Linked DNA regions of Homo sapiens: region 2 is linked to region 1. A link is an interaction called in ENCODE POLR2A ChIA-PET data of the cell type or tissue named here. Cell type or tissue: A673. All regions are shown on one strand. Links, peaks and the distances in the headings refer to the core of each region. The heading gives the core; the rest is flanking DNA.

The links. Peaks named below come from ENCODE experiments on the same cell type or tissue, not always from the same donor. Only the 100,000 strongest peaks of a DNase experiment are listed, where the experiment ranks them.
Region 2: POLR2A ChIA-PET joins it to region 1 with 12 read pairs; 2 of 35 experiments call an interaction of 5 or more read pairs at or near these places.

What each region holds. Positions count from the first base shown.
Region 1 is chr1:28,713,049-28,723,884 of GRCh38, reverse strand. It overlaps GMEB1 (glucocorticoid modulatory element binding protein 1), which reads right to left. Exons shown (of 10, transcript NM_001319674.2): 10 at 4,532-9,812. The coding sequence ends at 9,112. Among named protein-coding and RNA genes, the nearest start is that of YTHDF2, 18 kb to the left of the region's middle. In A673, for the core only: a CTCF peak has its summit at 4,438; no DNase peak of the experiment used is centred there; H3K27ac peaks cover 493 bases.
Region 2 is chr1:28,796,835-28,807,670 of GRCh38, reverse strand. No RefSeq gene overlaps it. Among named protein-coding and RNA genes, the nearest start is that of OPRD1, 9.9 kb to the left of the region's middle. RefSeq lists an enhancer at 116-623. In A673, for the core only: no CTCF peak of the experiment used is centred there; no DNase peak of the experiment used is centred there.

The DNA.
Region 1 (10,836 bases), core at 1,475-9,474:
AGGAAATGTGAACCCACTGTTGTCAAGCCTTCTGATGGTAGTTTATTTTTTGTTTTTTTATTCTTTTTTTTTTTTTTGAAATGGAGTCTTGCTCTGTTGCCCAGGCTGGAGTGCAGTGCAATGGCACGATCTCGGCTTACTACAACCTCCACCTCCCAGTTTCAAGTGATTCTCTTGCCTCAGCCTCCTGAGTAGCTGGGATTACAGGTGCACACCACCACGCCTGGCTAATTTTGGTATTTTTAGTAGAGAGGGTTTCACCATGTTGGTCAAGCTGGTCTTGAACTCCTGACCTCATGATCTGCCCACCTCGGCCTCCCAAAGTGCTAGAAGTACAGGCGTGAGCCACCGCGCCCAGCTGTTTTGTTTTGTTTTTGAGATAGGGTCTCACTCTGTCACCCAGACTGGAGTGTGGTGGTGCAATCATGGCTTACTGCAGCCTAGACCTCCCAGGCTCAAGTGATCCTCCCATCTCAGCCTTCTGAGTAGCTGGGAATACAGGCATGCCATCACCGCATCCAGCTAATTTTTGTATTTTTTTGTAGAGATGGGGTTCACAGTGTTGCCCAGGCTGGTCTCGAACTTCTGGCCTCAAGCAATGGTACCAACTGGGCCTCTCAAAGTGCTGGGATTACAAGCATGAGCCACCACACCCGGCCCCAGGAACGTTCATAGAGGCATTATTATAGTAGTCCGAACTGGAAACTACCCACCATTAGTAGGAAGGATCATTTGTGGCAAAGTCACATGTTCTTTTTTTTTTTTTTTTTTTTTTTTTGAGACGGAGTCTCGCTCTGTCGCCCAGGCTGGAGTGCAGTGGCGCGATCTTGGCTCACTGCAAGCTCCGCCTCCCGGGTTCACTCCATTCTCCTGCCTCAGCCTCCTAAGTAGCTAGGACTACAGGCGCCCGCCACCACGCCCAGCTAATTTTTGGTATTTTTAGTAGAGACGGGGTTTCGCCGTGTTAGCCAGTATGGTCTCGATCTCCTGACCTCGTGATCCGCCCGTCTCGGCCTCCCAAAGTGCTGGGATTACAGGCGTGAGCCACCGCGCCCGGCCAAAGTCACATGTTCTATGTAGCAATGAGAAAGAACCAACTACAACTTCAAACAACTTTATGGATTAATCTCAATAATGTTGAGTGAAGAAGAAAGCCAGTCACAAAGAGCTCAAAAAGAGGCAAAAGCAAGCTATAGTTTTAAAGAGGTAGGTAGTGGTTATCGTGGTAGGTGCGGTGCTGGTAATTTATTTCTTCTGATCTAGAAGCTGGTTTCATGGGTGTTGACTAGCCTTATCAAGTTGTAGAATTATGATTTGTATTCATTCGTGTATACATGTTCAATAAAAAATAAAAACACAACAAAAATGTAGGTCAGGCTGGGAGCGGTGGCTCAACGCCTGTAATCCCAGCCCTTTGGGAGGCCAAGGTGGGAGGATCACTTGAGATCGGGAGTTCAATTCCAGCCTGACCAACATGGAGAAACCCCGTCTCTAGTAAAAAATACAAAATTAGCCGAGCATAGTGGCGCATGCCTGTAATCCCAGCTACTTGGGAGGCTGAGGCAGGAGAATGGCTTGAACCCAGGAGGCGGAGGTTGCGGTGAGCCGCCATCGCGCCATTGCACTCCAGCCTGGGCAACAAGAGCGAAACACCGTCTCAAAAAAAAAAGAAAAAAAATGTAAGTCAGTCTTCAGGCTGAATCATGGCTGTGGGCATCCAGTTTGCTTTATAATGTATAGACATATTTAAGAAAACACCAGAGGGCCGGGCGTGGTGACTCATGCCTGTAATCCCAGCACTTTAGGAGGCCGAGGCGGGCTGATCACTTGAGGCCAGGAATTCAAGGCCATCCCGGCCAACATGGCGAAAGCCCGTCTCTGCTAAAAATACAAAAAATTAGCCGGGCGTGGTGGCGCATGTCTGTACTCCCAGCTACTCGGGAGGCTGAGGCAGAAGAATTACTTGAACTCGGGAGGTGGAGGTTGCAGTGAGCAGAGATCACGCCATTGCACTCCAGCCTCGGCAACAGAGCAAGACTCCGTCTCACAAAGGAAAAAAAAAAGAAAAAGAAAACATCAGAGACTTTTTAAATATTTTATTTTATTTTATTTTATTTATTTATTTTGAGACGGAGTCTCGCTCTCGCCCAGGCTAGAGGGCAGTGGCGCGATCTCGGCTCACTGCAAGCTCCGCCTCCCAGGTTCACGCCCTTCTCCTGCCTCAGCCTCCCAAGTAGCTGGGACTACAGGCGCCCGCTACCATGCCCGACTAATTTTTTGTATTTTTAGTAGAGACGGGGTTTCACCGTATTAACCAGGATGGTCTCGATCTCGTGACCTCGTGATCCGCCCGCCTCGGCCTCCCAAAGTGCTGGGATTACAGGCGTGAGCCACTGCGCCCGGCCCCTTTTTTTTTTTTTTTTAAAGTAAACTTTGAGGATGGGCGCGGTGGCTCACACCTGTAATCCCAGCACTTTGGGAGGCCGAGGCGGACGGATCACGAGGTCAGGAAATTGAGACCATCCTGGCTAACACAGTGAAACTCCGTCTCTACTAAAAATACAAAAACAAAATTAGCCGGGCGTAGTGGTGGGCGCCTGTAGTCCCGCCTACTTGGGAGGCTGAGGCAGGAGAATGGCATGAGCGAACCCGGGAGGTGGAGCTTGCAGTGAGCCGAGATCACACCACTGCACTCCAGCCTGGGCGACGGAGTCAGACTCCGCCTCACAAAAAAAAAAAAAAAGTAAATTTTGAAATCAGGTAAATTCTATGTGTGCTTTTCTTAAGAGTACCTCCTACAAAGCCCAGTGAGGAAGCTCTTTCTCTCTGGGTCCTAACTCAGCCTCATGTTTACCCTTATATGCAATCCAAACCTATTGTTCATTCTTGTTCTCAAACTAGAAAAATAAATCCATGTGTTTATGTAATTTTTTTTTTTTTTTGAGGCAGCGTCTCACTCTGTCACCCAGGCTGGAGTGCAGTAGTGTGATCTCGGCTCACTGCAAGCTCCGCCTCCCGGGTTCACGCCATTCTTCTGCCTCAGTCTCCCGAGTAGCTGGGACTACAGGCACCCGCCACCACGTCCGGCTGATATTTTGTATATGTATTGTTACTCATACTGGGCTGAAGTAAGTTACCCAGGAAAACAAGATATGTCTAAGCCTAGGGCCGTGGGCCAGGGGTAATCAATCAGGTGTAGAAGATGGGTTTTTAGAGTCCGTGTGTCTTGGGGGAACTTGCCTAACGCCACTATGCAAGCACATTGCAAAAGGGCTTCAATTCAGGTGACTAACGGTGTCAGCAAGGCTGTTGTAGTTAGTGAAGACTGCGGTCTAGGAATGTATGCTCAGGTTTGGGCCCTGGGGGTGGCATTCCTTTAGTTGGGAAAGATGATCATCTCAAGAGTTGAAAGAGTTACTGCCATGGCAGGAAGGCAAAAATACTAACATGGCAGAATTTGGGGACTAAATCATGGTTCCCAAAAGAGCTAGAGAGGAAGGATGATGTAGTGTGGATAGGGGAGTCTGAGGCAAGTAGAACCCTCTAGAGGAAGTCAAATTGCCTAACTCAGGGCTAAGAAAGGTGTTCCAGGACTTGGGAACGAAACCTGGAAAGGGCTCAAATAGGGCTGCCTAAGAATGGAAATTCTAGGGACAAAGAGTCCAAATCTTTTTTTTTTTTTTGAGACAGTTTCACTCTTATTGCCCAGGCTGGACTGCAATGGCACGATCTCGGCTCATCACAACCTCCGCCTCCTGGGTTCAAGCGATTCTCCTGCCTCAGCCTCCCAAGTAGCTGGGATTACAGGCATGCGCCACCATGCCTGGCTGATTTTGTATTTTTAGTAGAGACAGGGTTTCTCCATGTTGGTCAGGTTGGTCTCGAACTCCTGACCTCAGGTGATCCGCCCACCTCAGCCTCCCAAAGTGCTGAGATTACAGGCGTGAGCCACCGTGCCCGGCCAACAGTCCAAATCTAACTACACCACACCCTTGAGGTCCTTGACAACCTTGGTTGTTATGGCAGCACATTTCAGACTACACAAAAATTTCCCAGGGAGGATTTCCCAGGGAGGAACTAACCTGGAGTAAGGGATGTGCTGCACCTCCAGGGAAGTGATCAATTGTACTAGGAAAGTTGTCTCAAAATGCAGGAGCTAGGCTAGTGTATGACATTATGTCTCAGAGAGGACGAGTTCCTCAAACTGCCCAAGGTGAATCACAACCTCATGCCGATTTTCAGAATTCAACCTTTCCTTTGTCCTTTCCACCTCTCTGATAGTACTAAAACCTGGATGCTATAACTCAACTACTAATTCCACATTTCATGCTTGACTTTTACTATCTTTATAATCAACACTCTCCACCATAGTCTTACCTTTAATGCCTTTCATGAAATGGGATAAAATGCTACCACTAGTGGGTGTCAGAACCACCTGAACTGAATATTAATTTTCCAGATGTTTGGATTAACATTGGTCCTCCTTCCCTAATAAGGACAGAGGTGCAAAAGAACCTTCATATGAAGTGGCTTTGAATCTTGAATATTCATGTTTATTGTCCATTTTTTACTTCAGAATGACTGGTGTTTTTAGGAGTGGGTGGAGCTTGGAAATTGAGAAAGGGAAGAGAACAAGGCAGGGACCAAACAGGGACATGGCCAAGACAAGACAGTTGTACAGCTGACTCTCAGGCCTTCGTGGAAACCATATGGCAGGAAGGCTTTGGGGGCATTTACCCTTTGCCAGCTAGACTCCAGTCCTGCACTGGATTCAACACTGGATCCCATCTGATGGAAACTTGGAGAAGCCCATGCATGACTCAGCGTTCTCCAGTGGGGAGACTGCCCATGTTGCTGACTCTGCCTTGCTTTGCAGGCAGAAGCAAGAGACTGAAGACTTTTTCTCTAGAATAAATAAGCCCAATTACTTGAAAATCAAGTAGTACAATAAACCTAGCCAAAAGTGGTCTCTCCTAAATCAGCTTAGGTATATGCCTTCTCCAGGAAGATCTCCCTTATTTGCTGACCCCACCTCTACACCGCTAAGCTGGGTTAGGCACTTCATGCTTTGTTCTCTCAGCTCCTAGCCAATAGCCCTATCACACACAGCACTTACGCAGTAGGATCTGTTTCAGTACCTCAGTAAAGGAGAGCTGCTTGTTTGTGCCTTTGGCAGTCTGCTGAAACCTATGAACCAATTCTTAAATAATGTTTTTCAATGCATAAAATACATAAAATTACAAAAAAAAACAATTATAATGAAATGTGTAGTTTTGGTTTTCTGAGCTGGGGATGTTGCCCTGTTACCTGGGCTAGAGTACAGTGGCAAAGTCATAGCTCACTACAGCCTTGAACTCCTAGGCCCAAGCAAAATCCTCTTGCCTCAGCATCCTGAGTAATTGTGTCTACAAGTGCGAGCCACAAGACTTGACTAATTTTTACATTTTTTTATAGAGATGGGGTCTGGCTATGTTGACCAGGCTAGTCTTAAACTCTTGGCCTCAAGCAATTCTGCCTCAGCTTCTGAAAGTGCTGGGATTCTAGGTGTGAGCCACCATGCCTGGCTGAAATATGTATTTCTTAACTCCAGACATCTGGAGTATGAATTCCTTAAGTGCAAGGACTATGTCTTCATCTCTCTACTGTCAGTGCCTAGCACAAAGCCTGGCACATAGATGGTTCTTAAAAATGTTTATTCAATGCATGAACAGAAAGACAAATGCCTACTACCAAGTCAGCCTAAGGTTCATTGCAACTGCTTATGCACATACCAATGGCTTGCATATGTCTCACCCCATCTAGGATCATCTAGACCAGGGCTGTAAGGGAACCTACATTCAACAACAGGTGCCATAATATCTAACAATAATGACAGGCTATTGGAAGACCAGGAAAACAACAAAGCTCATGTATTTCACCAGCTGGAAAATTCATCTAGTAAACAGGCTGTTTGAGGAAATCTCTTGACATTGGAAGCATGATGCACACACGACCTTAAAACCCTACCAATAGCTCTGATGGAGGAAAGAAGGGAACCTGAGCTAGCACGTTGGTATTCACGAGGGCTCTTCTGTCCTGAATTGGTCCTCTCATCTCTGGGAAAGAGAAAAGTGTCCCTAAAAACCACAATAGGGATGAGATGTGCCTTCCTAGATTCAAGTAGATTCAGTCTGAGACAGCAATTTTGTTTTTATGTACCAACAGAAAACCTAAACAAGCAGGAAATAAAAGCTACTTCCCTCACTAAAGATATATTAAGGGCCAAATATTTGTTCTAAATTGATTGCTAAGTCTATTAGATATTTTGAAAAGAAAAATAAAACCCCAGACTATTTAAAAACTGAAATCTACAACTGTATGGAGTTCATAAATCTCATTCTTAAGAGTCACCTTCAGGCTGGGTGCGGTGGCTCATGCCTGTAATCCCAACACTTTGGGAGGCCAAGGCGGGCGGATCGCTTGAGGTCAGGAGTTCAAGACCAGCCTGGCCAACATGGCAAAACCCCGTCTCTACTAAAAATACAAAAATTACCCGGGCGTGGTGGTGGGAGCCTGTAATCCCAGCTACTCAGGAGGCTGAGGCAGGAGAATCACTTGAACCAAGGAGGCGGAGGTTGCAGTGAGCTGAGATCACACCATTGCACTCCAGCCTGGGCTACAGAGCAAGACTCCATCTCAAAAAGAAAAAAAAAAAAAAAACAGCAACCTTACCATGTTACAGGGTTTCTTTGACTACATACAGCCATCTGAGGGATGGAGAATGCAACTTTTACTTGCTCGATGGGGTTTCCAACATCTGTTGGAAGAAACATGGCTTCTGAAAGGTGCCTTCTTAAAAATAAAAAAGAAAAAAAAAAACTACAGGTCCAAGTTTTGTTTTTAATAAAAATATTCCTCCCACTCTTAAGGTGTGTGCTTTCTTTTTTGACCTATTTTTCCTTAAATTTGTCTGTAGTTTCCCTGTATCTCTATATTTTTCCTAGTGCAGTAAACAATGCAATCAAAGAAATAAAAACCAGGGTCCACTCTTGCCCCAAACACTGAAGAGGGTCAAAGAGAAGAAATCGCAGCACGGAAAATGGCCCAGCTCTAAATATACAAACAACATTAAAAACAAAACAAAACAAAATAACCCCCCCCCCCAAAGCATTATTATTGACATTCCTGGTACATTTCCTATAATATAATGTTGCAGACAATGCTTCTTTCCCAGGGAGTCCAGCTCACTCAAGAGACATCTAGTTGGTGCCTCAGGAAAGCCTGGGGGTGTTGAGTCCTCTCTGCCAAGCCTAAAGCTTTTTATGATCTCAGTATCTCACAGAAACATCTGTGGTATAAATGAATCTAAAAGGGGACGAAGGCAGGCAGGCACCTGTCACTGTTCTCCAAATCAGCCAAAAAGCTGAAGAGCGTGGGTTCTAGGAGACAGATGCCATTAAGAGTTGAGGGATGGAGGGCAGAACAAGAGGAAGCACCAAATGAGTGGCTGCTTTGGGTTCCAAAGCCAAAAAAATGGCCCCACCAAAAAAGGCAGCTGGTTTCATTGAGGAACTCCCTGCTCTTGGAGCCATGCAATGAAAATGATGGCCTTGGAGCCCCATCCCTGTGACAGCCACAGTCTAAGAACCAGAGCCATTTACATCACATTGCACAGTTTCAAATGAATGGACTGGTCCTAGCTTAGGAGGGTGAGTGCTTTGACAAAGTGTGGAACAAGGTAAGCTATTACCTTGAACCCCAAAGCACAGCTGCAGCATCCTTGGCTTTCCATTTCTTTCTTTTTTTTTGAGACGGAGTTTCACTCCTCGCCCAGGCTAGAGTGCAATGGCATGATCTCAGCTCACTGCAACCTCCGCCTCCCAGGTTCAAGCAATTCTCCTGCCTCAGCCTCCCAAGTAGCTGGGATTACAGGCGCGTGCCACCATGCCCAGCTAATTTTTTTTTTTTGTATTTTCAGTAGAGACGGGGTTTCACCATGTTGGCCAGGCTGGCCTCAAACTCCTGACCTCAGGTGATTCACCCACCTCGGCCTCCCAAAGTGCTGGGATTACAGGCATGAGCCACCGCACCCGGCCTTGGCTTTCCATTTCTGCAAAACCACAGGCCACTGCTGCCACTTGCTCTGTGGAGATGTACCTTCCACTTATTACCACCTTCTTCTCAAAATGGCACTCACGGTACTAACTTTTGGAGATCTCCAGAGGCGTCAGTTGCACCTCTGGAAGTAAGATGATTTCCCTGCCCCATACTTGCCAAAGCACTTTTTTTTTTTTTTTTTTTTGAGATGGAGTCTCGCTCTTGTTGCCCAGGCTGGAGTGCAGTGGTGCGATCTTGGCTCACTGCAACCTCTGCCTTCCCAGGTTCAAGCGATTCTCCTGCCTTGGCCTCCTGAATAGCTGGGATTACAGGCTCCCGCCACCACACCCGGCTAATTTTTTTTTCGTATTTTTAGTAGATACGGGGTTTCACCATGTTGGCCAGGCTGGTCTCAAACTCCTGACCTCGTGATCCACCCGCCTCGGCCTCCCAAAGTGCTGGGATTGCAGGCGTGAGCCACCACGCCCGGCTAGCACTTCCCTTTTTAAGCTAGTGCTGGCATGCCACCTTCCCCTCAAAGCAGAGTCAACTTCCTTTTGTTTGAGAGTTTTGTACTGGCCTCTGTAGGCCCTTTTCAGGATACAAAATAAAGTGCCCTTCAGCATCCACATGCGAGTGGGTTGCCTTCCAGTGTCAGATCTGTGTTCCAGAGTTTGGTCAATGCATCTTTACAAGAATAAAACCACATGCCTACACACACAGACGAGCCTGGAAATGGCTTTCTGGACAGGGTTACTTGTTATCTTGACACTTCCCCTAAAAGAAATTACTTTCTTGGTGTAAGATGATTAGGACATTGAATGACCTACTCTCAACTTCTGGAAGGGCAGCTTGTTTTGTCCATTTTTCAATGAGGGAGTGGGAAGAACCCAACATTTTCAGTTACAACAATAAGATTTTGTTTTTTTTTTTTTAAAAAAGGGTCCTATGTGGAAATGAGTGGGACAATGATAAAAATAAACAAATAATTAAAATTCCAAATCAAAACATAACTCCTGGCCCTGAGATCCCCAGTTAATCCTCTAAGACCACAATCTCCACATTGTGAACTTGATGCTGGTGTTCTTCCATCTCAGCCACAACTTTCTCCTCAGTCCTCAGCTCTGTCTCCAAGATGACTGCTTTGCCCTCAGTATCTTCAGCTTCTGGGTCCGGGGCTGGATCAATCTCAATGATGGTCTGCCCATCCTCTGAGGTGCTTTCAACAGCCTGAATTGCCGAGGTTAGGCCGGACTCCATGGCCACCAATTCCACAGGGCTAACCATGGTGGTCATGTTGCCCAGTGTACTCCCATCCTGCATGGCAGTAGAGCTCAGCAGCGCCAAGCTAGATGAAGGGTGGATGGTCACTGTGTCTGGTGAGCTGCTCTTGGCAGAGGAGACCACTGTGGCATAGCGGAAGAGCTGAGGGCCAGAAGGCAGTGTGTGGACAGTCACAGGACTGGAGCCCTGGCTGAGGGTGGCCACTGGAATATTGCCCATGGAAAATGACTGACCCACTGGGGTGATGGTGATGGGTGAGATGACTGTGAACTGAGGCTGCTGGACAGGAGGAGAAGGGCTCAAGACAGTGGTGGAGGCTGGCCGCTGGAGCCGGGGCCTTTTTGGAGGCTTAGGAGTGCTCACAGGCATCAGTACCACATTTTGAACTGTCTGAGATTTCAGCCTGTGATCCTGGCCTTGCTTCTTCTGCTCCTCCAACTGGCGTTCCAAGTCTATGGAAAAAAAGAAAAGACTTTGTGTAGAGGGAAGTAAAATCTTGGGAGCATTAAACTGAGAGTCAGGAGACCTGGTGTCTCTGTCTGGTTTTGTTACTAAGTAGCTTCAGGCAAGTTGTGACATTGTTTTCTTTCTTGTGCTTATTTGGGGGGCAGAGTCTTGTTATGTTGCCTAGGCTGGAGGGTAGTGGCTATTCACAGGTGCTATCATTGCGCACTATAGCCTCGAACTTCTGGCCTCAAGCGATCCACCCACCTCACCTTCCCAAAGTGTTGGGATTACAGGCATAAGCCAGTGCACCCAGCTGGCACAGTCCCTTGGAACTCTCATGCACCTACAAAGGAGCTACAATGGCCACTCCAAAAAACAGTGATTTTCAAACTATCCTTCAAGGCAAGAATGCCTTGCTGCATTGGCTGGAAAACTCCTTTGCTGGTGACTCAAACAGCCACAGTTTACAATTGTTGCCTAGGAAGGTCTACAGAAAGTTATAGAAGAAGTCCCTAAAAATTACAGAACTAAAAGAGGTCTTAAGAGCTCAAACAAATTCATTTTGACAGGGATCCAGAGAGGGAAAATGACTAATTTAAGGTTATGAAGATTGGGCCAGGACAATGGTCAACTTGGTTGCTTTTGCATTATAGTACGCCTATCACTATCCCTCTCCCAAGTGACCAGTCCAACCCTAGGTGACCACTGGTAAGTTGGCTTCTACAATGGAACCTATTACTTAGTACCTGATAAGCACCCAAGAAAGAATCAATTACACTTGTAGAGCACTTTGCTCCCTATGTGTGATATTGTGATATAATAAGAAATACATATTTAGTCTCTGCCCCTGGATCCTGGCACACAGCTCCTAAAACACATGGATCTCCAGAGCGGTAAATGTCTTTTTTTTTTTTTTTTTTGAGATGGAGTCTCGCTCTGTCGCCCAGGCTGGAGTGCAGTGGTGCGATCTCGGCTCACTGCAAGCTCTGCCTCCTGGGTTCACACCATTCTCCTGCCTCAGCCTCCTGA
Region 2 (10,836 bases), core at 1,300-9,299, 84 kb before region 1:
TTTTGTATTTTTAGTAGGGATGGGGTTTCTTCATGTGGTCAGGCTGGTCTCGAACTCCTGACCTCAGGTGATCCGCCCGCCTTGGCCTCCCAAAGTGCTGGGATTACAGGTGTGAGCCACTGTGCCCGGCCACTTGGGAGATTCTTGAGTTCATCCCCACTGTTGGGGGGAACCAGGGTAGACACAGTCCTTCACACCTGGGTCACAGAGGAGTTTGAGCTGTATTTGGAGCTTGTTCATATCCTGACCTCAAGGTGGGAGAAATGAAGAGAAAAATGGATGGGAAATCCTGGGCTAACCCAGGGCATCAGAAGGCGTCAGCAGGAGAGAAACAGAAATCACTGAAGGAGTCAGAGCAGAAAGGAACTCCCTGGGGAAGCTATTAACAATTTAGTATGTGGGAATGTGGCTCCCACCTGCCAAAGAGACAGAGCTGCCTGATGGAAGATACAGCGGCTGCCTCCCAGTGAGCAGGCAGCTCCCCTGGGTTGCCTCTCAGTCTGGCTCCATCAGCAAGCTCCAGGAGGGGGAGGATAGTAAAAATAACTATAAAATAATGCAAAGGACTTTTGACTTTCCAAAGTACTTCCAGGCCGGGAGCAGTGGCTCACGCCTGTCATCCCAGCACTTTGGGAGGCCGAGGCGCATGGATCACTTGAGGTCAAGAGTTCAAGACCAGCCTGGTCAACATGGTGAAACCCCATCTCTACTAAAAATACAAAACTTAGCCAGGTTTGGTGGTGGGCGCCTGTAATCCCAGCTACTCAGGAGGCTGAGGCAGGAGAATCACTAGAACCTGGGAGGCGGAGGTTGCAGCAAGCCGAGATCGCGCCATTGCACTCCAGCCTGGGCGACAGAGCAAGACTCCACCTCAAAATAAAAATAAACAAACAAACAAACAAAGCACTTCCAGATTGATGACTTCATCTTGACACCAGCCTGATACACGGGGAAGTTAGGCTTCATTATCTTCATTTGCTAGCTAGGAAGACAGACATCTAGAGAGCCTGATACACGGCAAATTGGCGAAAGAAATAGGATTGGCACTATCCATGTAGTTGCTCAAGCTAGAAACCTGAGAATCATTCTTGACTCCTCTCTGTCTCTTTCCACCACTTCTAAGCAATCACCAGGTCCTGTCCATCCTTCCTTTATAATCCCTGAATCCCGCCATTGTTCCTTATTCTTATTACCAATGTCCTCCTAGTCTGACAAACCACCATTTCTTCTTTTTTTTTTTTTTCTTGAGATGGAGTCTCGTTCTGTTGCCCAGGCTGGAGTGCCGTGGTGTGATCTCAGCTCACTGCAACCTCTGCCTCCCGATTTCAAGCAATTCTCCTACCTCAGCACCCCGAGTAGCTGGGACTACAGGGACGTGCTACCATGCCCTGCTAATTTTTGTATTTTTGGTAGACACAGGGTTTCACTATGTTGGCCAGGCTGGTCTCGAACTCCTGACCCCGGGTGATCCGCCCACCTTGGCCTCCCAAAGTGCTGGAGTTATAGGCACCATTTCTTGCTCAACTACTGAAATAGCCTCTGAAATGACCTCCCTGCACCCAGGCTTGCTGCCTTCAAGCAGTAACATGGCTCCAGGGTGCTTCACACCTCCACCTCTCTCTACCTCACCAGCCCCTTGTACCACCTTACATCTTTATCTTTACATGCAGGGTTCCAACAAAAATAAACTCCTTGAGGTTCTCCAAACAACTTGCTTCTCTCACCTCCAGTTTTATCTGAATGGTTAAGAAAAAGGTTTGAGCATCAGACTGGTTGGATTTGAAATCCCAGCTCATCTACTTAACTAGTTGCATGACTGGGTGAGTTATGTAAGTTCCGTAAGTTTCATAAACTGGAGACAACAAAAGTACCTACTTTATGGCACCTGGTGTATAGGCATTGTTCAGTAAGTGTTAGCTATTGCTGTGATGATGGTTGCTCTGTTTGGAATGCTCTGCTGCACCCCCCCCCCCCCCGGCCCTCTGTCATCTAACCCACTACAACACCTCCATCACTTTGCAGCTGAGATGCCACTTCCTTCCCTGCTTCCCCAGATGAGTTTCCATCACATACTGTCTGTTCCCTTGGGGCACGTCTCTCTCCTGGAAGTACAGTCAAGTCCTGAGTCCCTTGAAGACCATCCTATCCAGGCATTGCTGGGGAGGCCTAGGTCTGCCAGGAGGAGGAGGGAAAGAAGTTGAAGAGGAAGTGATAGTTTGGCTGTGTCCCCACCCAAACCTCATCTTGAATTGTAGCTCCCATAATTCTTACATGTTGTGGGAGGGACCCAGTGGGAGATAATTGAATCCTGTTTGTATTTTTAGTAGAGACGAGGTTTCACCGTGTTAGCCAGGATGGTCTCCATCTCCTGACCTCGTGATCCGCCGGCCTCAGCCTCCCAAAGTGCTGGGATTATAGGCGTGAGTCACCGTGCGCGGCCTTAGGTATGTCTTTATCAGCAGCATGAAAACCGACTAATACAGGGAGGGTGGTCCCGGGCAGGACAGAGAGCTGGATTCTGTGAGAAGGGGAGGATAGAGAAGTAGTGGGTTCTTTGAGTGAAGACTTTGGTGGGTGGTAAGAGCCTGAGAGAAGTTCTGCAGCAAGTTCAAGGTCAAGGGCACACAGACTGTCTCCCCTCTTTTGAATGGACCCTGAGGCTTGAACAAAAGCTCTTCAGAGATTATTTTGATGAAACAAATGACAGAGGCCTCTACCCCATGTTTCCTGGATGGTGAAAACCTCAAGGGACCCCTCCTTCCCAGTGACTGAGGATGGATTTTCCCACCACCCTAGTGGATGGGGCAGAGACAGAGCTCGTTTGACTTTTTAAAAGTTTGTTTTTGCATCTGAGTGTCACGGAGGAAATGCCTACACCTGTTAGAGGAATCATCATGAGGCCTAGAACAGGCATCAACAAGACAGATGGAAATTATGCTTTTCAGAAGAAGGATGATGACTTGTAGGAACTGAACATGCAAAATCTCCCTCCATTTCCTTGTATCTGGTATTGGCGCCCTGTCCAGACACTTTTAGCTGTCTGCCCAACAGCAGTGTTCCCTCTTCATTCCCTGCAACTGTATCCCCCCACCCCATCAGGGGATAAGGGTTTTCCCTTGATTTGGGGAAAGGGAGCCCCTTCTCTGCCTCAAGGAATGAATTGGTCTAAATACATTATGGTAACCTGTGGTAAATTGCAAAGTGGTCACAATTCTTCATTCCTCTCTATGCCCTTTGCAATGTGACTTTGCAGCCCCTCCCATACAAGTGGTTGAGTCTATTTTCCCACCCCTTGGACCCGAGCCAGCCTGTGACTTGCTTTGTCCAAAAGAATGGGATGGAAATGAGAGTGCCAGTTCAGAGCCTGTGCCCCAGGGGGCCTTGCATTCTTCCACCCAGTCTTAGAACCCTACTGCTGCCATGGGAACAAGCCTGGGCTAGCCTGCTGGAGGATGAACCCAGTCAACCCAGGACCCCAGTTAGAGCCAGCCAACACCAGACACTTGAGTAAGTAAGGCCATCCTAGACTAGCCAATCCCCAGCCGACTCAACAGCTGGCCACAGACACACACGTAAGCCCAGCCAAGATCAGCCAGGACCACCTGGTTACCCATAGACTTATGGCAACAATAAATGGGGGTTGTTTCCAGCCACTAGATTTTGGAGTGATGAGTTAAGCAGGAGCCATCATAATATATACTTTCTACAGCACTGACTGGTCTAGGAGTAGATATGTGGCCAATAAGGCATTAAGAGAAATCTGCTAACAAACTTTTTTCCAGGATAAAAATCAAAGCTCCATCAGGAGAAAACTGTTTGCCCCTGCCCCTTGGGAGGTTGATATGATGCCTGGAGCTGCAGCAGCCACCCTGCAATCATGAAGCAGTACACGTGAGGATGAAAAGCCAATACAGTGACGTTGTGAGAATGGAAAGACAGAATAAGCCTGGCTCTTTGGTGACGTTGTTGAACTCCAGGTACACCACCTCTGGACTGCCTGCTTCAAGACCTTTTGTTTAGGCCAGGTGCAGTGGCTCACACCTGAAATCCCACCATTTTGGGAGGCTGAGGCAGGTGGATCACCTGAGCTCAGGAGTTCAAGACCAGCCTGGCCAACATGGTGAAACCCCATATCTACTAACAATACAAAAATTAGCTGGGTGCGGTGGTGCGCACCTGTAGTCCCAGCTACTTGGGAGGCTGAGGCAGGATAATCACTTGAACCCGGGAGGCAGAGGTTGCAGTGAGCCAAGACCACGCCACTGCACTCTAGCCTGGGTGACAGGGTGAGACTCTGTCTCAAAAAAAAAAAGACCTTTTGTTTAAGCCACTCCTAGTCATGTTTTTGGTTCCTTGCAGCTAAAAGCATTCCTAAAGGATGCACTAGTGTGCATTCTTCTTGCACGAGCATTCCAAGAAGAATGTCACAGGAATAAGTGGGCCTGGTGGATTGGCATGAATACATCTTCGTTTGGACACTGGGAGCTGGAATTCTGTGATTAAACATACAGACTCTGGGTTTAAACATTGGGTGGGCCACATGCAAGTGAAGTGACTTTGGATAATTATTTCCATTTTTCCAAGCCTCCGATTCATCATCTGTTAAGAGGCAATAATAATATCACTCACATCTGTAATCCCAGCACTTTGGGAAACTGAGGCAGGAGAATTGCTTGAAGCTAAGAGTTTGAGACCAGCCTTGCTAACATATCAAGACCCCATCTCTACAAAAAAAAAAAAAAAAAATAGCCAGGCATGGTGGTGTGCACCTGTAGTCCCACTTACACCAGAGGCTGAGGTGGGAGGATAGCTTGAGGCCATGAGTTTGAGACTGCAGTGAGCTATGATAGCACCATTGCACACCAGCCTGGGCACTGTCATCATCATATATATTTTATAGGATTATGAAAGAGATAAATAAGGTAATGCAAGTATAGAGCCTGGCACACAGGAAACATTCAATCAGTTCTTGTCTTAGCTGTACTAACAATAACCACAACTATGTTTAGATCAGCCCTCCTCTCTTGATCTTGTGGGGCAAAGTGGTCTCAGTTTTAGACCAATCCATCCCTGGGATTTAGCCAGTGTTGGGTCCATGGACGGCACAGTGCGCTGGATCCTGCCTGCAGTTCATTCCCATGTGTCCAATTGCAGGATTTGTTTGCTTGTTTGTTTGCAAGTGGAGGTTGATGAGGGGAGGGATTAGAAGGGACTTGAAGGATGAGCAGCAGCAGGGATGGCACAGTGGCTGGGAGGACCATAGGACAGGCTCACAGTCCCCAGCCCAGTGCCAACTAGAGCCTCATGAATAGAGGCCGCAGTGTTACAGGCAGAAGGCATGGGGCCCCAGCATCCCTTGATCCCCTGGCCATCAAGTGTGACCCAGCGGGGCGAAGGGCCTTCAGACTTTTCCTCTGAGAATGGCCCATAGTTCCTCCCCTGCTCACCTCCTGAGGGCAGTGAGCAAACACCATGATGGTGGAAGTAAACATTCTTTGAAAAACTCGGCCTGGCTCCTGGTTTTTCTATCAAGCTGTCATCTTCCTCAGGCAAAAATCAGTTCTTCCCTTCCCTTTCTCTGGTTTTTCTTCTCTGCTTGCCCCCTTCAGCTTCCTGCCCTATCCTAACCCTTCCCCACCAGGTTGGACTTCCCATTCCCTCCACTGGAATCCTAAGACCCACCTGCTCTCCTCGCTCCTCCTCCTCTTGCCTCAGCAATTACTGTCTAGAGCATCAAATCAGCCCAGGCCTCATTTGCATACTCTGATGCTGAAGGTATTGAAAATTGCTTTCAGTTAACCTTGTCAGATCCAAAGTATTCTTCCTCACTCCCCCCTCCCATCTAGTCTCCCCCAGCTTCTCTCCACAGAGCATGGCCAGGGCCCTGAACCAGAGGCAGTCACCAGGGAGCCAGACTGAGTGCCAGTACTCCAGCCCTCAGAGTCATCTCTGCTGCCCCCTGCAAAGAGCCCTCAGGCTCAGGGCACCGGCCTCCTGGTTGGATCCCTGAACCCATCTGGCAATGAATCAGGGTGGTGTGGTGGAACAAACACAGATTTAGGAGCCCTGGGATTAGTCTTTTATCACCAGAAACGTAGATTTGTAGAACCAGAAAGAAAACTTAGACATTGGCCAGATTCGGTGACTCACGCCTGTAATCCCAGCACTTTGGGAGGCCAAGGCGAGTGGATCGCTTGAGGTCAGGGGTTCGAGACCAGCCTGGCCAACATGGTGAAACCCTCTCTCTACTAAAAATACAAAAAAAAAAAAAAAAAAAAAAAAACACTAGCCAGGCGTGGTGGCACACACCTGTAGTCCCAGCTACTTGGGAGGCTGAGGCAGGAGAATCACTTGAACCCTGAAGGCAGAGGTTGCAGTGAGCCAAGATTGTGCCACTGCACTCCAGCCTGAGTGACAGAGCGAGACTCCGTCTCAAAAAAAAAAATTAATACATAAAATTTAGGCATCATCTAGTCCCACCCTCCTTCAGTTTACAGAAAAAGATGCTGAAATTCAGAGTGATGAAGGGACTTGAGCAAGCCACACAGCAATTGAGTAGCAGAGTCAACACCAGAACCCACATCTCCTGAATCCTATGATAGTTTCCTCCATACTGGACATGACCTTGAACAACTGCATGTCCTTACAAAGTGCCAGGCCTTTGTGAAGCACTGTACGTATACAATTTCACTTAATCCTTCAAATACCACTTTCAGGGCACGGGTATTCGGATCCTCAGATTACAGAGGGGGAATTCAAAGCTCAGAGCAGTTCAGGCTGTGACTCCAGATACCCTCCTGGCCAAGGCACAAAACCTCTTTGTGAATGCTAAGCACCCGGGACTCAGTTTCCCCACCTGTGAAATGGAAGCATTGGACTCCATGGCCCTAAGGTACACCTGTGAGGCACTGAAAGGAATTTCAAGGAGACGCTGGCTGTTTGCTAGTTGCCTGTATCAGTGGGAGAATTTTTCTGTTTTCCCTGTTTTGCTTCAAAACAGTTTGCCCCCAGGTTTACACTGAAAGGAGCCCAGGGAAGGTGCCATGGCAACCGCAGCTGCTGCAGGGAACCAAATTTGCCTGACTTGGCCAGACTGGCAAACCAGTTGACCCAATGTCTGCCCTTCCCAAGGGGTCAGGACAGAGCCACGGACAGCCCAGAGGAATGAGACCCCAAGGCATCTGGAGAGGGGAGGAGGAGCCTGCATTCTTCCCTGGTGATTGGAGAGAGTGCAGGTTTGCAGCCTGAAAATCAGGCTCTGTGGTCAGCTCTGTGATATATAAAGGTGGGAATCTCTGGCAAATCCTTTACCCTCGGTGATCCTCCAGGATTTTTTTTTCCTCACCTAGCACATAAAATATGCACAAAATAAATAGCAGTTTATCATTATTATTTTAGAGAGAGGGTCTCGCTTCGTCACCCAGGCTGGAGTGCAGTGGCGTGATCATGGCTCACTGTAGCCTCAAACTCCTGAGCTCAAGCGATCCTATCACCTTAGCCTCCTGAGTAGCTGGGATTACAGGTGTGTACAACCACACCTGTCTGATTTTTAATTTTTTTGTAAAGACAGAGGCGCACTATGTTGCCCAGGCTTGTCTTGAACTACTGGCCTCAAGCAATCCTCCCACCTCAGCCTCCCAAGCAGCTGGTACTACAGGCATGAGCCACTGTACCCAGCTGAGATTAACGTTTAAATCAGTGGACTTTAAGTAATGCAGATTGCCTCCCATAATATGGGTGGACCTCATCCAATCCGTTGAAGGCCTGAATAGTGCAAAAGATTGATTTCCCCTGAGCAAGAAGGAATTCCGCCTTCAGACCTGAACTAACACACTGGACACTGACTTTTCCCTGGGCCTCCAGCCTGTTGGTCCACCCTACAGATTTTGGACTTGCCAGCCTTCATAATCATGTAAGCCAATTGCTTAAAATAAATCTTTATAGGCCAGGAGTGGTGGCTCATGACTGTAATCCCAGCACTTTGGGAGGCCAAGGCAGGTGGATCACAAGGTTGGGAGATCGAGACCATCCTGGCTAACACGGTGAAACCCCGTTTCTACTAAAAATACAAAAAATTAGCCGGGCGTGGTGGTGGGCACCTGTAGTACCAGCTACTCGGGAGGCTGAGGCAGGAGGATGGCATGAACCCAGGAGGCGGAGCTTGCCGCAAGCCAAGATGGCACCACTGCACTCCAGCCTGGGTGAAAGAGCAAGACTCTTTCTCAATTAAAAAAAAAAAATCTTTATATATGCACACATCTTTTGGGTTCTGTTTCTCTGGAGAACCCTGACTCATAGGACCTACTGTGTGCTTAGTTCTGAAGACAGAGCAGTGCACACAGCAGACAGGTCGGTGGCCTTGCTAAGTTCACATTCCAGTTCAGGGAGGGAGCAATAAATAAGAAACACATCATGAAACAGACTAATTAGAGATGTTTGCAAGTGTGCTGAAGGGCACAACTTGGACTGACCTCAAGGCTGATTCAGGTGGAGGGTTAGACAGGGCAGCTTTTAGGCAAAGGCCAAGACTTCAGGGTCAGTTTCCTCTTTTGTAAAATAGTGCAAAGAATATCACTTTGTTTGTCATAGAGAATATGCAGAATTAGCCCGCTTATGTTTAAAAAAAAATAGATGGATGTGTCTGACAGGTCGGGAAGAACTGCTGTCTTAACAGATGGCAGCAGGTTCCTTACGGAGGAAACTGTCTCTCTTTAAGATAACACTTTGATAAACCACTGGAGGTAGGAAGTACAAACCTGAACCCAAAGGCATTAGCTCTCAGAGACAAGTGAGTAAGAGAGATCACATTAAAAACAACAGGATCTAGGGTGGGAGATGCAAGGACGTATGACCGGCATACAAATGCATAAGAAAGCAAAGTGGAGAAAGCTTGACACCAAAACACCATCAGGGGCTATTTCTGGATGAGGGAACATGTGATTTTGTTTACTTTTTAAAATACCTTTGTGCATCTGTCTAAATCTTTTACAATAAGTAGGAAAAAAATCCAGCAAAATTATTTTCATTTTGCAACATACATAAATAAATCCTTGCTGTCAATCTGGTGGAAGTGGCCAAGATGGCAGGTCTCGCCTCACCAAGGCAAGGAAGGGAGAAAAGTAAGGAGGGCAGGGCGCCAGGCACCCAGACAGGGGACCCAAGGACCTTCCTGGACAACTATATCAATGTTCAATTTTAGGCTGGGCGCAGTGGTTCATGCCTGTAGTCCGAGCACTTTGGGAGGCTGAGGCAGGTGGATCACCTGAGGTCAGGAGTTCAAGACCAGCCTAGCCAACATGATGAAACCCCATCTCTACTAAAAATACATAAAATTAGCCAGGCATGGTGGTGTGCACCTATAATCCCAGCTACTCAGGAGACTGAGGCAGCAGAATCATTTGAACTCAGAAGGCAGAGCCTGCAGTTAGCCGAGATCTCACCACTGCACTCCAGCCTAGGCGACACAGTGAGACTCCGTCTCAAAAAAAAGTTCAATTTTAGATCATTAGTACTCCTGTGACATAACCCCACCTATCAACCCTCTATACCTTAGGAATGTGTGTAAGATGCACACAGCTTCTTTTTTTGTTGTTGTTGTTTTCTTAGACGGAGTTTCACTCTTGTTGCCCAGGCTGGAGTGCAGTGGTGTGATATCGGCTCACCGCAACCTCCGCCTCCCAGGTTCAAACCATTCTCCTGCCTCAGCCTCCTGAGTAGCTGGGATTACAGGCATGCACCACCACACCAGGCTAATTTTGTATTTTTAGTAGAGACAGGGTTTCTCCATGTTGGTCAGGCTGGTCTCGAACTCCTGACCTCAGGTGATCTGACCGCCTCGGCCTCCCAAAGTGCTGGGATTACAGGCATGAGCCACCACGCCCAGCCGCACACAGCTTCTTATGAATGCATATTTTTCTGGAAATGGAGGAAAGTTCCTAAATTCTAGGTCTCAGTTAACACCAGGCTGTGCTGCCCTGGGAGTTACACACCCCAGCCATCAAAAGGATGCAGAGCAGAGACTAAAATTTCAGCAGAGTTGGGAAGTAGGGCTCAGAGATAACCAGGCCCATGTAAGCCCCCTGGAAATACAAGCAAGTTTTGAGGAGGGAATTGGAATTTCCACTGGGCACAGAAGGAAGGGTTCAAACCCATCTTCTTTCAATCTTAAAACCTCCGGCTGACTTCTGGGTGACCGGCATACGAATGCACAAGAAAACAAAGTGGAGAAAGCTTGACACCCAGACGCCATCAGGGGCTATTTCTGAATGAGGGAACAGCATGTGATTTTGTTTACTTTTTAAAATATCTTTGTGCATCTGTCTAAATCTTTTACAATAAGCAGAAAAACAAATCCAGCAAAGTTATTTTCATTTTGCAACATACATAAATAAATCCTTGCCGTCAATCTGGCGGAAGTGGCCAAGTGGCAGGTCCCATCTCACTAAGAGGGGATGGGAGAGAGACAGGAGAGAAGCGGGACTTGTTCGTCCACTGCATTTGGAAACGTGATTCATTTCGCACTTTAAGCTGCCATGAAAATGAAGACAGCGCCAAGGGAGACTTGCAAGAGTTGCCCATCTCTCTGTCTCCCTCCTACTCTCTCTCTCCCCTCACCCTTGTCTCTTTCCATAGCAAGTGTGAGAGCGGCCCCAAGTGTCCTGTCCTTCTCTCCAGAGAGCTCACGCCTGGCCATTTGCCTACCAGACCCAGAGCTGCGTCCCGGTTGCTCTCAAGTCCAGGAAAGTTAACAAGGCAGTGTCCGCTCCCACCTTTCTCCCTCCCAACTCCATGCCAGGCCTTAATCAAGTTGCTACAAGGCTCTCGGTCACAGTCACA